Regions from separate parts of the Mus musculus genome. Here region 1 is linked to region 2. The links are chromatin loops, found by intact Hi-C in ENCODE. Cell type or tissue: heart. All regions are shown on one strand.

Region 1 (8,000 bases), 93 kb after region 2:
GTCAGGACTGAGGATGTCAGGAGGCCATTCTCTCCGCTCAGGGAGGGCCTCTTCCCAGAAAGTGACCTGGCAAGACCGTGTTGGTCTTAAGGTCACATAGCCCGAGGGCCCCAGTGATGTTTATCCCCAAACACTTCATAATAATAAAAGCAAGCCATCTTTGACAGCAGTATAAATTATTCATGGGTTTTATTTTAAAAGAGACAGATTCATGGAAGGAAGGAAGGAAGGAAGGAAGGAAGGAAGGAAGGAAGGAAGGAAGGAAAAATAGTCACATCAATTCCAGAAGTCCTTTCCAGAGAAAAATGACTGCCCTATGGTGAGTCACATTTGCTGCTATGCTCAAGGCCTGGGGAGCCCAGCTCCTGAAATTTCTAAGTTCCCAGGTTTGTTCTGATACCAGTTGCTGCACAGTGAATACACAGGATGAATGCACAGCTTTGTAGATGGGCCCCCAAGTCTTCAAATCTTCTGCAGTTGGATGAGGGAAGAGAAGGAGGAGCCTGGCATGGCAGATCTGAGGGTCTGAAAGTGGCTCCGAAGCATGGAGTCCCAGGGACGAGTGTGAGCACTGCAGCCCCTGCGGGCCGTTCAGGGGCTTTAGTCTATGTCCCGGATCTCAGCTACTGCGCAATCCCCAGTGTAATTTGGTCTGAGGAAGGTCATTAAGCAAAGGCCTTGGGGCTTCACTTGTTTTCTTCTAGCTTCTCTCTTAATACTGATCTCTGTCTTTTTAAACTCATAGCCAGACACAAATTCACTCAGATCATGTAGCCTCTCTCTGACTGCTACCACTCAGATCCTGCGATCTTCAAGTCTGGATTCTTCCTCAAACAAGTTCGTGTTGTCTTCCTGCTTCTGCTCCACAGTATGGACAATGAAGTCTTCCTACCTTTGCCCCTCAATGACTGGCTTAGATTTCCTCGTATGCAAAGGCAGTGCAGTGACTAACTGAATCCATGTGAGGGTGAAGGAGCCTCACAGGCGTGGTCTTGGCATGGAAGACTGAATTGTTCTTTTCCCCTCAGAAGTTTCTGGACTCTGTAACTGAATACAGCAGACTCCTGGTGAAAACCTCACGATGGCTTCTTTTTAAATAATTGCAGCTATCTGTTTATGAGAACCCTCATGTTATGCCATGAATATTTACATCTAAAAGATGTGACTACCAACCATGCCACTTCATTTGAACAAGTCTACCTGAATTTGTCTACACGTATGAATGATGTTCAATAAAAGCAGTCAGCAAACTGCTATGGATTTTTAGAACATCTCTAGACTCCAGTTAAGAGATAAAATCACTTAGCCTAAATATAAGAAGACTGATACAATCAGACCCAGCTTCACTTTTTTTGTTTTTTGTTTTTATTTCTCTGTTTCTTTGTGTGGATATGTGCATGTGAGTGTGAGTACAGGGGTGTTTATGAAAGAGGGAAGAGAAAGGGGACATGGGGGAAGGGAGAGGTGGACATGGAGAGGAGTAGACAGAGGCAGAGACAGAGACAGAGGCATGGTCTGTAGTCCAGGTTGGCTTGAAGCTCCTTGTGCCTCAGTTTTTCAGGTGCTGGACTGTGGTTGCATGGTTAACAGGATTCCTTAGCAAATACTAAAACTAATTCCAAAAGAAGCCCCTAAAAAATCTGGAACAGCAGCAGACCTGTTAAAAGAAGTGTCTAACCTTCCAAAGCAACTCCTCGAAAAGATGCCATTAATTTGAATATATGGGTTTTTATTTCCTAAGAAAAACGGGCTATTTTTAACCTTGCTTGAGTTTCACACACTATATCATTGGTAGTTGGCTAAAGGGAGTTGGCTCTTTTTCAGCTTAATGTAGAATCCAATTTTATGTAGTAACTCCATTTTTGGACTGAACAGAAATAGAAAACCTTCAAATGCATCCTTAAAACATATAATATATCAAAACCAAGTCATAGTCTATGCACAGCTAATACATATAAACATAGGGTTTATATAAATCCTAAAACAATGATAAATTAATCACAAATTAAACACAAATATACATATGCACATGGACAAAATATATTAACATACAATAGAATCCCCAAGTGTGAGTTCCGAGGCTTGTTCTCAGTACTAATTCTGTTTAGCATGTGTGTGACTGGGTGAGACGAGAACCGTCTTGAGGCTGGAGGTGCAACCCATGAAATGTTGCTGGGATGCCCTCGGCTTCCTTCCAGCTCCAGGTCCTTGGGATCACTTTGACGCATGGGGCAGAGTGTAGAAGACAGACTTGATTGTAGGGTGATGTACAGCACACTCAGGAGTGAGAGTGTGCAGTGTCAGAGATCACAGTGCTGTTTTCAAAGGACTCTGAAGCAGAGGTCAGAGCTTGAGAGCAGTTACTCTTACCAAGGATCTGGGTTTGATTCTCAGAACCCACATGCAGCTCATAGCCTGTACATCAGCTCCAGGTCTGACATCTCTTCTGACCTCCCCAGGCACTGGGCATGCATGTGGTTGCCCATACATGCATTTGAGCAAAACACTCACATCACACATATAAAATATACATCTTAAATTTTTTTTTAAATTAAACACAGACCACGTGAATTAACTCCCCAAGGGAGAGGGCAATGGTATGTCACTGTTCTTTATGGGAAAGCCTCCAGCTGATAGAAATCTTACAAAGTGGCTGGCAGTTCAGAATGTCATTCTTCCCACAGGACAGAGGTATGAGTCAAACTCCATCCTTCTGACCATAATCAAAGGCTTGCAGCTTTTGTCCCTGGATGCAAAGCTGTTGGGTGTGAGGGATGGATCCATCCTCATTCTCAGAGTGGCTGACTAGTTATGGAACAGTGAACCCAAGCTCCACCACCACCCGTATACAAAAGAAGGCACACGCTGGAAACATTAGCTACTACTGTACAAGTTACGACCCAAGTTTCATGTTGATACTTAAAAAGGTATATAGAGAGATAAAATTGCGTTTGTTTCTTGTTTTTCTACCAATGAGGAAAAGTCAGAAGAGCAAACATACACAGGACATTAGGGCACGCTAAGGACCGAGTCTGTTACAAATTCCATGGTCTCCACAGCTCTGGGCTAAATGTTTCCATCCTTTACAGATGAGGAAAATGAAGCTGGGGACTAGAACAGCAAACAGTGGCAGCCTGTGACAAGTGAGAGGAAACTGTCCACAATAAGCTGGTCACACTGGAGGGACATGTGTTTAGGAAGTGGAGTGTCTTCTGGAGAGCTCTTCGCTTCTCCAAGAAGCAGGGACTTCTGCTTCTCTGTTAATCTCAGTGATTCTCTTGTCATTCTTTTCCAAAAATGAAACAAGGCAATCACTTCCTGACCTAGGAAAATAAAATGTTCTATGAATTTTTATCTCACTATTTATACAGCAAGCTTTTTGGATACCAGTTAAGTGTTTTGGTGGGACATTTAAAAATAAAGCAAGCTAAATAAAAACTGCTAAAGCACATAGAACAAAGGGAAAAAAATCATGATTAGTGATTAGAGAACAGATACCCGGAGACTTAAATATTTAAGAGGCAAAGGGTTACAGACATAAATGTAAAGAAAGAGTAAGGGGGGCCACCTTTATGTAAGACAAGGGTGGGGCTGGGACCATGGCAAGAGTCTTCACTTGATCTTAGAGGCGGTTTTACTGTGTGACCTTTGTTTCTAAGTCTTCCTTCCTTCCTTTCTTCCTCTCTTTCTTCCTTTCTTTCTTTCGTTCTTTCTTTCTTTCTTTCTTTCTCTCTCTCTTCCTTCCTTCCTTTCTTTCTTTCTTTCTTTCTTTCTTTCTTTCTTTCTTTTGTTAGTGACTCTCAGGTAACAGCTCTACATCCTGATTCTTCTTATTCTGCCGAGTAACATTTGCCTACTTGTGGCTTCATTTCTATCTCACAACCTAGCAACTGGCAGTGCGAAAGGAACCAACTATTCAGATTAAAAATAATGTTCTTTATTTCCTCATCATCTTAAAGGGAGAAAAAAATCCTCACAGTAAATATAAGCACTACAATTTACTAATATTCCATGATTTGTGCTTGCCTTTGTTGAGTCTTGTCGTGGCCTAAACAAACACTATGCAGATCCTAATGTAATCAGAAATGCTGGTTTGTGGACCTTAGGCACTGGCTCTGCCGGGACAGTTTTCACTGTAACTATGCTTGTTTTTATAGCACAATGATATACAGAAACTTGCAGCCACTGCTGGTCTTGAGGCGTCTGCATATGAAGCAGAAAACATCATTTTCTTCCATTTCAAAGAGTTCACCACAGGGTGCCAAGAAGGAAGGACTATGTCCCTCCAGCCACACACTGCCCTCTGGCACTCAGACTCAAGTCCCCAGGGACAGACAATCTCTGACTTTTCCAGTTCTAGGTAACATTTCCCACAACCCCTGGTTCATAAATATTGACATTTTGGAAGAAAGAGAAGGAAGGAAAACGCTTGAGGAAAAAAAAGTTGAAGTGTTTATGTTTTTTTAAAAAAAAATAAATATACCCTATCTTGGAACTTTTAAAAATAGTATTATCCATCAACAACTAGATAATATAGGAAACTAACTTTCAACGGGATTGTCTGGTCTCTTCTTTGTCCAGAAGGAATAACCTTTCACCCAGCAAAGCTGAGTTTAAGGCCCTTTTCTCTAAGAAATGCTACAGAGGACCCCCCCCCCCCTTGAATTTTTCCCCCACGAATAACCGATCTCTAAATCACAGTAAATTTGGGACTGTTTTCAGCAAAGTGTTTTCTGTTTTCCTGTGAAATATTTCCTCCCACCAGGCTTCAAAAGCAGAAAAACCACAGCCACACAGATCTTCACGAACGCCTCGGAGCCCAGCCTGATTCCACTGCTGTGGAACTACAGCGCAACCTGGCGGTCATTTCTGTTTCCTGCCGTGGTTCAGCGGGGCGGATGGAAATAAAAGGTAGAAAACAACAGCGAAGAATCCATAGTGCCTGCCTGCAAGCATAATCATCACACATGGAATTTTAAGGTGTTTAACAGCAATATTCCTTTTAATAATACTTCTGTGGTGTTGCTGGTGCGTCGTTACAACAACAGAATCCTGAGCCTTCATATTCTTTCTTAATACTCCTCTATTTTCTTTTCTAGACCGGGAACAGGGTGTGTGTAGCACTGTGTAGTACAGGCTGTCTTGGAACTGGCTATGTAGACAAGGACTCACAAAAGATCACCCTGCCTCTGCCTCCTGGGTGTTGAGATTAAGAACACAGTCATACGCCTGGCAAACACTCCCCTTTTTCTGACTTTAGTGGTTATATTTCCTTTTTTTCTTTCTTTCTTTTGGGTTTCTTGAGACAGGGTTTCTCTGTGTAGCCCTGGGTGTCCTGAAACTCACTCTGTAGACCAGATTGGCCTCAAACTTAGAGATCTGCCTGCCTCTGCCTCCTGAGTGCTGGGACTAAAGGCACGAGTCACCACTGCCAGGCCTTTTTTAAAAACTTCTTAAGCAAGGATACAAAGAAGTTACATTAAGTAATTGTCAGCTATGGGATGAATCTTTTCTCTTTGTATACAAGAAAATGGTCAAAAGAAAAAATATGCCTTTATCGTAAGACTTTGTTGTAGTCTTCAAATTCGAGATAATTTGATTCTTCTTTTTCTGCAAAGCAAGTACTTTCTTGCTACTGTTGTTTTTTGAGACAAGGTCTTGCCCTTGTGTTGTTTGGATCTCAGGACTCTCTGCCTGTGACCCACACACACACACACACACATACACACACATACACACACACATACACACACACACACACACACATACACACACACACATACACACACACACATACACACACACATACACACACACACATACACACACACACACACATACACACACACATACACACACACACATACACACACACACACACATACACACACACACATACACACACACACATACACACACACATACACACACACACATACACACACACACACATACACACACACACACACACACACACATACACACACACACACATACACACACACACACACACATACACACACACATACACACACACACACACACACACACACAGGGCTGGCTTACAGTTATCAACGCCAACACTGGGGATGCTGGGGGGTTGGTTTCGGGTTTTTGTTTTGTTTTGTTTTGTTTTTTGTTTTTTTTTTCAGTGATGGAGACAAAATTCAAAAGTGTGGGCATAGGAAGCAACAGTGTATCACAGAAAAGCACACCTAACCCTTGGTTTTATTTGCTTGCTTGCTTGTTGTTTATTGGCATAGGGTCTCTGTATCTAAACTTAAAGACTTCGAATCTTAGAATTCAGAATCTTTGTGCCTCTGCATCTTGAGAGAAGGTTCATAGACATTCATTGTCCCCTACAGAAATGAATGGTTTTAAAAGTTAAGTTCCTTCACATCTATTTATTTGCCACTGAAATTTGAAACACATCAGAATGTCCTCTTGCTGCAGTTTAAGTATTTGAACATGAGAAAAATCTAATTATCTGCTCCTGTTGGGGTATCCAACAGAGAAGACTGCTCAGCCAAGGGTTTAAGCCAATAGAAAGTCTTTATCAGCTTTGTGGTGACTATGCCGGGGATCTTAGTGTACCACTGAGCCTTTCTCAGGTTGAGCTTTCAGCACAGAAGCCACATTCAGTTAACATGAGCAGTTAGCCAGAAGTGAAGAAGCCAAAACACAAGGTTAGTGCAGTCAGGGATTTCCTGGGATTATGGACTTCGATGGATTAGGCCTTTAGTTTTAGGAGGCGGTGCTGGTTCCATGCTGGGTTCCAAAGTCTGAATGGTACTTCCATCATGGAGTCAGTTGTGCTAAAGTCTTGAGGCCTGTTAGATTTATATTATTTATATATGTTATATGTGTGTGTATTAAACAATAATGTAAATATGTTGGATATAAATATAGCATATACAATTATATATAAGCATATAACATCTAATACATACATTATAAATATTTAAATAAATAGAACATAATGTATTAATTTTATATGATATACATGTAAATGTGCAATAAAATATAAAATATTAAATGCATAGCTATGAACACACTTTTGTGAATAGATGTGTATATGTACATATATAATATATACATATATAATATATACATATAAAATCTTTTTTTGAAATGTCTCAAGTAGCCAAGAGTGACCTTGTTCTTCTGATCCCCCTGCCTCATATGTCCAAGTGCTGGTATTGTGGTCACAGACTGTCATGCCTGATTGTTTAGGGCTGGGGATAGAACCCAAGCTTCCTGACTGCCAGGCAAGCACTCCACCCACAAAGCTACAACCCCACCACAGGGCTCAATGCTTGATAATGAACCCCCTTAAGCCTAATGTCTACGTTCTCTTTCAAATGGAGAAAAATCTGTTCTGAGTATCTCCTGTCCCTAGCATTCAAGAGGCAGGAAGATGATGAAATCAAGACCAATTTGTGCTAAATAGTAAATTCAAGACCAGCCTGGATGGTTTCCTGTTTTCATAGCCAGCAGGGTCGGGGCCCCTTCCTTCCTGCAGGAGTAGCCATCTCCTACTTCCTGTGAAATCAATATTCTTCTGTCCTGCAATTGTGGCGGCCCTGGTAAGAAGAGAAGAGGATTTAGTACCAGGAGTAAGAGGCAAGCACTAGGCTCCTTACTTAGTGTTTCTGAGCTAACAGTGGGGAAAGGTGCTGAAACTTCCTAGGAATTTTCTTCATCGGGTATTTGCTACCCACTAATTTGCCACAGATCTATCAAAAGTCTAGTCACCTCTCTATACTCTTTCTGAATTATTGGGTCCAGCACAAGATAATGCTGGGCTCTCAAACTTTGGAAGTATAGATTTTTCCCCTCAAGAAAGACAAAATCTACATGTTTTTCTTTCATAACTAACAGCACCATTGACACAGGGGACCTGAAGGGTAAATTGGCAGTTCATAGTAATTATAACCTTTTCTGTGTTCACAGAAACATTGCTAGAGCGTAGAAGCTTGCTAACACTGTAGCTCCCAGGT
Region 2 (8,000 bases):
TGCCCTTCTTTAAATCTCTTTAGTGTAGGGTGGGGTGGAGAAGGGACTCCCCTGTCCTGGCTGGCTTGCTGGCAGTCCTGGTTAAAGTCGACCTTCAAGCTGTTCGCTTCCTCGTGTTCTTTGCTTCTCTTGCTGCCTCTTCGCTCTCTTCTCTGGAAACAAACAGCTAAAGCCTTGATCAAGTTCAAGTTCCTGCTCTTAGAATGGTACCACATATAGAATAGCACCGCCCACATTTAGGGTGGGACTTCCTTCTTCATTTGCTTTCTAGAAACACCCTCTAGATATGCCCAGAGGTAGGTCACCACGGTGATCTAGTCAGGTTGACAATTTCCTGCCACCATGCCCTTCTTTTCACAACAATGAGAAAGATAACTGAACAAGGAATCTGTAGCCAACTCCCAAGTTGTTTGTCAATCGAATTTGCTTTGGAAACCAAAGCACTTAGGGACAATTCTAAACATCTCACCTCAGGCCAAAGGTGCTGCCTGGCTGTCTAACCCTGCTCCTCACACAGCTCAAGATGAACACTGTGGTAATCTTTGTCAGCCTCTTGTTGCCTATACATTTCCCTCTCCTTTCCTTCCTTTATCTTTGTGGTTCCTGAAACCTTCCTGTTCTCCTTCCTCTGGGAAAAAAAAAAAAGAAAAGAAAAGAACAATGCATACTTTATTGTCAGAAAATGCTGAGACACTGGTGTTTTACTGTGGGCTGAGTTTGACGTTTGACGATCCTGGAAGTTTAGCAACTGTGAGATGGATTCGCAGGTCTGAACTATGAAGTAAACTTACGTGAATATGTGCCGTAGGAAGCAGGAGTGGTTGGTTCGTAAGTACTGTCTTGAGTACATCTTAATCTATGGTTGTTTATCAAATCAATACTATTCTCTGCCAGACAAAGTCACTAAAAGTGCCAAGACAGAAATGCTCACTGAGCAAGCTGGTGGAGGCAGAAGGAAAGTAAGTTTCCCTGAAGTCTAGAAAACCATCAAGCCTAAATGTTCCTTTCAGGGAAAACAAACAACTTTTGAAAGTCAAGCTTAGAAAACTTGGAAAGAAATATCCTGACTCCCCTTAGGTACTACCAGAAACTCAACAGAGAGCACAGAGGCGGAGGCAGAGAGAGTCTTGCTACAGGGAAGGGAAAGCTGAAACAGACGCTAACGTCACCAAGAGATTGATTGGAGTTCACTGCAGTCATTGCCCTCAAAGTAAAACAGAGAAAAGAAGCTAAATTCACAGCCACAAAGAGAGTCTACAGGATCTCACCTCCAATGAGGCAGGGCTAAGCTTCCTAGCTACAGGTCTGTCTGAAGGCTTCCATAAGCACGTTTATTGGATATGAAGTCTTTCTTAGTTAATTTACTTTATAGATAAACAGAACACACAGCAATGTGGGTTTTTATCTCAACATGAAGATTTGTTTCCTCCTGGCAAACCAGGCATAGTATAAATGTGTGGCTTTAACCTTTTCCAGTGCACAGTACATGAGCACTAAGTATGTCACCATTGTTGTGCAGCTCCCACCACGGAATCACAGAGCCTCAGTATCACCCAAAGTAAACCTCTCAAACGCATGAAACAGTGAAACACATATGTGAAACACAGTGAAACGCATGAAACAGTGAAACACATGTGAAACACAGTGAAACGCATGAAACAGTGAAACACATGTGAAACACATGAAACAGTGAAATACATGTGAAACACATGAAACAGTGAAACACATGTGAAACACAGTGAAACGCATGAAACAGTGAAACACAGTGAAACGCATGAAACAGTGAAACACATGTGAAACACAGTGAAACGCATGAAACAGTGAGCCCCCTTCTCCAAGCCCCAGGAGTCACCAGCTTACCTTCTCTGTGGTTTTGACTATTCTAGGTCCTTTCTGTAAATGTGATCACGGCGTTAATTGAAACAAGCAAACAACAACAGAACAGCACAGAAACACATTCGAAATGGACTCACTCAAGCTGAAGTCCATGTCATTAAGAAGAAACTAAGCTGTCATCTGACCTTTGGGGGAATCAGTTAAACATCAAGGGTTTGGAAGATAACTCAGTGGGTGAAGGCGTTTGCACTGAAGCCTCACACTCAACTTCCCAAGGTCATCTTTCACCATCACACATACTCACACACATACACACACTCACACACACATACACACACTCAAACACACACACACTCACGTACAAATAAGCACATTTCCCAAATATGCCAGTTAGCTGGAATTCTTTCTCTCTGAATATTTAACACAAACACTAACCTGAAGTAACTTGATGCTAAACAAGCAGGCACCTTCCTGCTGATGTGTCTCTTGGGCCCAACCTTAGAAAAAACACAGACCAACATCCATTCTGTTTCTGTGTTCTTCAGCCTCACTCTGTCTACAACACCAACCTTGTTGCCCATTTTATACACATATTCAGGACTGGAATTGCTAGACCCTTGGTAATTTTAGTCATAATTATTTGAGGAGCACCATTGGGCTCCCACTGCTGTTGCCTCAGTAGTCAGGAGTTTGCCTCTCAGCACCCCTGACAATCCAGTTTATTTTCTAGTTTCATTTGTGTTTAAATAGTGACTGTCCTAAGGGATGTGAAAGAGAAATTTTTAATGCTTAATCCATACCACAGTGGGATCAGCAAAAGGTAGGGGGTCCTGGGGGTGCTGTTACAAAGACTAGCCTGACAGACATGTTCAGTTACACAGATGGTGCACTGTCCACGTGCCTAGTCACGGGGTGAGAGGGCCTGGGATCCAGAACATTTCACATACCAAGTTATGAACAGTCTTCTGGAAGAAGGCAATAACTTTTCTTCCTGGAAAATAATGTCAGCCTGCCAAGCTGTCGCCACAAAAGCGTACCCCTTCAGAGCTGACTGAGACAATTTTTGTGGATCCTTCCTAGAGAAACGCTAGATAAACACTAGATTAGTGGACAGGGTAATGCCTGCTCCAACAGTCCCAGAAGAATATTAAAATCCTTTCCACCGAGGTGTTCTGCTGATGGCTGTGACAGTTTTACAAAATGACCCCTGTCAAGTAGGGTCTCTGTGCCCTCACCCTTTAATCTGGAATTGGTGACTGACAGAATTAAGCAGAAGCCCCTTTGTGTCACTATCTGGACCTGGGCCTTAAGTAGGTGGCAGTTTCTATGTCCTTTCTCTTGGGATATTTGTTCTTGGAATCTAGCCACCACACTATGAGGAAGCTGTTGCTAAAATTCTTTCCCAGGGGCTAGATATAAGTCCTGTCTCTCCCTTCTCCTAGAGGTCCTAGAACAAACTGAGGTCCAATTCCACTATAGATACGGTAGGGAACCAATGAGGTCCTAGGGCATCCGTACAGCCAAGCCTTCTTCCCCAGGAGCCCTGATGTTTGGCCCTTATCTCTCCTCCCACTCCCCATCTTATCGTGACTTGACACACTCTGTGATAAAGACACTGCCTTCTGAAGGGTCTCCCCATTCATTGTCAGACATGATCATTTCTCTGAGCACACCCTAGACCCTTCCACAGACTCCCCAGCTCCCTTTTGCCTTGGGCTAAGGCTTAGTGGTCTTGCAGGTCAAATTTGAGCCAAAGACATGCTGTCCACCTGGGTTCCATAACTTCCTCTAAGGTGAGGAGTGCTAACAAGCTAAGCAAAGTTGACAGGAGACACAGCCCAAATTCCCTGGCTTCCCCTGCTGATCAAACTCTCCCGTACTCACGGGCTCAAGTGCCTCGAGTTTCTTCCTAAAACAGGGCACAACCTTGAGTCTGGTCTGTTGCTCTCTACTTTCAATCCTACCCATCCTAGACTAACCAACTTCTCAGGAAGGAAATAGTTAAAGATCCCTGCCCTTCAGGGCCTGGCGGGGGCAGCAGCTTTGCAGCTTGGTGGCTGCTCCCTGGAGGGCAGGCGGGATAGCGCTCTTGCAGTTAGGTCCCAGAGTAGAGAGGAAGGTCTAGGAGCCTGTGGAGTCTAAGGAAGATCGCGGGAGGCGTGTTCCTCCGGAGTTTGCTTTTCCTTGGGAGCCTCGCGCGCACACCCATCCCTTCTAGTCTGGCAACTGTGTCTAGGAGGTGGGGAGCCTCTCTCTGATCCACCGGACCATCGCTGGAGCTTGCAGGCTGAGCAAGATCTCCCCCTAGAGAAGCCTGGCTGTCCGGGGAAGTTTCCCCGAGCTGAGACTGTGCTGCAGCCCTGGTCACCCGCCACCCTGCGCGCCACCCTCGTTCTCCAGCTCAGGCTCCGGCTGGCCCGTGCGCGGACCTGGAGCTGTCTGCTTCCGAGGAGCTCTAAGGTCGGTGCAAGTCTTTCTTTTTGGAACCAGGGCTGGAACTAGGGATAGGGTCGCTGCCGGGGCAATCTGCTGGGAGGAGCAGGGGTGTCTCGCAGCTCCAGGGAAACGCAACAGACCGGCCTGGCACTTACCTCCCGGGACGCCCAGTGTGGGGCGCTTTCCTGGGAGACGAACACTGGGGGGAGTGGGGGTGGACACCGGACAAGACCATTGAGCTTTGTCTCGGATTTTTAGGAAAGGGGAGCCGGGAGTGGGAGGATCTTTTTCTCCACACAAGCTTTCAGGCGCATCAAGGCCCAGGGCGCTTGCTCCAAAGCCTCCTGGTGAAGTTGGTCTCTTCCTATCCTGCACCCTGAGTGCCAAGGACACTTACTGTGAAGAACCAACCTCTGTGGAGCCCTCCTCACACCACGATGGCAGCTGGGGTTGGAAATCTGCCTGCTGGTGGAGGTCTGGGCGATTTGCTCAGTGCTGTCCTGTCCTTTAAAGGGCACTTCTTGTCTTTCATGTGCAGAACCCTGGAACTGTTTGTAGATAAGCCACCTCTGATTACACCACCCTTAGTGGCCTCACCCCAGCAGACCTGGGGCGAAAGCATATGAAAGTCAGAGGATGTGTCCAAGGAGAGTGGATAATTTGTCTTCTCCAGAGAACAAAACCACAGAGAACTTGAAAAAAAAAAAGTTCTTGGTTTAATTTTTTTTTTCTTCTTGTAGTTGTTTCTGATTCCCACACAGCCATCAACTCATCTGTTTTTAAAGATTGGCTATGAAACACCTTGGCAACCATACCATGTAAATTACCTGCCCTAAGTATGTGTGCGGTTTGGGCGCCGTTGGATTTTCCAAATTACTAATGGCAAGTGGACATTTGCTCTGAGAATCTGATGTATTAACTAGGGAAAGCACTAAGGGGTCAGCTTTTGTATGCCACCAAACTCTAGACCCACAAAAGGAAAGATGCTGACTCCATAGACATGTCCTTCTGGTCTGAATGTGAGTTGCTTCTCTAGAGCTCTGGCTCTAGAGCCAGATGCCCGGCAAAGCTTGACTGAAATATACCAAAATGAGCTACAGATCCGTCCTTGGGAAAGCATGGATTCGAAAGAGGTTTCTTTTATTTGGTTTTGTGTTTTTCACTCTGTAACAATATGGCATCCACATGTTTTTGACAGATGTCCCTTAGATGTGGTGAGCTGACAAGAGGTGTCAAGAGAAATGAGTTCTTGGTAGTGTCTTTGCTGGAGGGAAGCAAGGAAGGAAGGAAAGGAAGGAAGGAAGAAAGGGAGGGAGGGAGGGAAGGAGGGAGGAAGGAAGGAGGGAGGGAGGGAGGGAGGGAGGGAGGGAGGGAGGGAGGGAGGGAGGGAGGGAGGGAGGGAGGGAGGGAGGAAGGAAGGAAGGAAAGAGGTTTTACTGGCAGCTGGCTCACACCCTGATAGGAAGCCATGACTGTAGCTTTCTCAGTACCTGTGGCAATGAGGACCACTGAGCTCTACGTGAGCTGTGCAGTGCCTGTGACACCCAAATGGCTCATGAACTCCCCTCCTGGATGATTCTAATAGACCATGAAGCCATTTTGTTTATGGGAAAGACCTCTGTCTCTCATTTTTAAGATAACTATTACTAAATATTCCATTCCCATTGGGAAACCAGGAACCATAAATCATAAAGCAATCAAGGAATTGAAAGACTTGTGCCTCCCCTCACTATCCTGAGAGGGAGGCAGATCGTAAAAAGCTTTGTACTTGGCATTCTGGTCTACATGTGGGAAATGGAAAGATGATATTTGTAGACCTACTAATAATTCAGCCAGTTATTCCGGACTATTAGAGACGGGAGAGAAAATCTGTAACCACTTACAATTAAGGGTGAGCAGAAGTGACAGAAGTAAATGGCAGGCCCATCACTTTGAAATCACAGCAGCGGGTGAACACCTATAGCCCAGCCGTGAGACAGGATGACATCCAGCAGCCTTTTGGCTGTGAAAACACAGTCACTTCACTCATTCAAGACTCCTGATGTGTTACAGATGTTGTTCTGTCTGTATAAATTGTGATGCCCAAGTCAAGAACCAGTTGGTGCCTGTGAGATGCGATGTATATTGCTGTTTGGCAAGGCAAAAGCATGTGGGACTGACAGCAGGTGTTCCCCTATACTTCTTATAGCATGTCAGCATCTCTTATTTGGTACACTTATATTAAGCCTAAACTTAATAATGTCCCATGACAACTGTCAAAAATCCCTAAATGTGGTCACCCTTGAGCAGACTCAAAAAGATTGAGTCTTAAAATTTAGGATTAGGTGTATACGCCATAGATACACAGACCACTGCCCATAAATGAAGTTACTGTCCTCATTTACAGATTAATGAAAGAAAAGTACAAAATACCCAAAGGGGAGGAGCAATTGACTTTTGGTTGCTATTTTCTCAGCACCAGCCTTCCTTTTGTTTTCTAAGTGTCTTAAAGTATAAGAGGAGAAATCTAGATTTACTGAGCACCAGGGACCACCCGCCCTTTGAAGGCGATATAACATAAGAACTCTTTGATAATACCTGAACACTCCTTCCAATGTTCTGCTGCGTCATCCAAATTCTGGAGACATCTTAAGTATGTTGTTGATGCAAATAAAGCATGGAAATAAGAGAGACAGGATGACCTGGTGGTTAAAGCTCGGGTGTGGAGTCAGATCAGGCTGCCTCAGGGTTGTAGGCTCGTCACCACCTTTGACCTTCCTCTCAGCTTCCCTGTCTTCCTGGAGAACCTGTGGATGACTTGATTGTTATCATTATACTAGACAGCAGCAGCATGTGATGTGTTCGGCACAGTGCCTGTCCTGTCCTAGCTAGATAGGATGCTTGCACGATACTAAGAAACCAGATAGCCCATGGCAAACCAAACGGTGTGGCGGCCTGGGATAACCTGTCACTCACAGAACACCATTGACAAGTATCATGGTGGTTTCTGATGGGTAGAAGTGTGGAGACTTAAAAATATGTGGGTTTTGCAGGGTTTCAAGCATTTCAAACTAAACCTCTTGTCTCCATCAGTGATCTTTTCTTTCTCTCTGTGGTGCTGGAGATGGAACCAGTGTGAGTGCACAAAGCAGAGAAAAGCAGACATTTGGCTTTAAATGAACACTTTAACGCATTAGACAGCGTTGCTGCCCGTTCCTGCCATGTGCAACCCCTCACTCACTCGGGCATGCTCAAGTTTTTAGTCAGAGAATTAGATTCTTGTATTTTGTGCCTCAGTCTGAAGCAATGTTTCCTCTTTTACCACAGAATTTTCTGTGTCATGTCTGGAAGATTTGGGCTATCATTAACCTGAATAAAGAGGAAAAAACACTGCTATTTTTAAGGAACACTGAAATATCTTTATCCATATCATGGTCTATACAGATATAGCTGTGGATACAGCCAGGGCTGGGGAGATTTCTTGCTATAATAGAGTTTTGGTCTTTCCTATTTTGATCTGATTGACCTATATTTTCATTAAATCAATAAACATTCATTAACCACCATCTTTTGGGGACAGCTAGATTTTGTAGCAAAATAATAATAATAATAATTTTTCCTACTTTTTTTTCTTCCAGGTGAAAAAAAGAAAGGCGTGAGACCAACATAAGAAGACTTAAAATCCAGGTTAAGATGAGTATCTTTTGCCTTGCGGCATACTTTTGGCTGACCATGGTGGGAGGCGTAAT

The links. A loop is a pair of places that touch in the nucleus more often than their neighbours do. Peaks named below come from ENCODE experiments on the same cell type or tissue, not always from the same donor. Only the 100,000 strongest peaks of a DNase experiment are listed, where the experiment ranks them.
Region 1: a loop joins it to region 2, with 3 times the contacts of the local background. A loop is called at or near these places in 6 of 42 quality-filtered maps.

Annotation. Positions count from the first base shown.
Region 1 is chr8:77,627,189-77,635,188 of GRCm38, reverse strand. It overlaps 1700092C02Rik (RIKEN cDNA 1700092C02 gene), which reads right to left. Exons shown (of 3, transcript NR_045467.1): 2 at 7,467-7,583; 3 at 6,232-6,359. Among named protein-coding and RNA genes, the nearest start is that of 4933431K23Rik, 4.8 kb to the left of the region's middle. In heart, a CTCF peak has its summit at 4,859; no DNase peak of the experiment used is centred here; H3K27ac peaks cover 752 bases.
Region 2 is chr8:77,720,392-77,728,391 of GRCm38, reverse strand. Ednra (endothelin receptor type A) reads left to right here and starts at 3,940. Exons shown (of 8, transcript NM_010332.2): 1 at 3,940-4,296; 2 at 7,890-8,000. The coding sequence starts at 7,945. LOC108167319 (a long non-coding RNA gene) reads right to left here and starts at 4,807. Exons shown (of 4, transcript XR_003947564.1): 1 at 4,670-4,807; 2 at 1,861-1,893. In heart, a CTCF peak has its summit at 3,874; DNase peaks (open chromatin) are centred at 4,061 and 4,731; H3K4me3 peaks cover 4,529 bases; H3K27ac peaks cover 5,294 bases.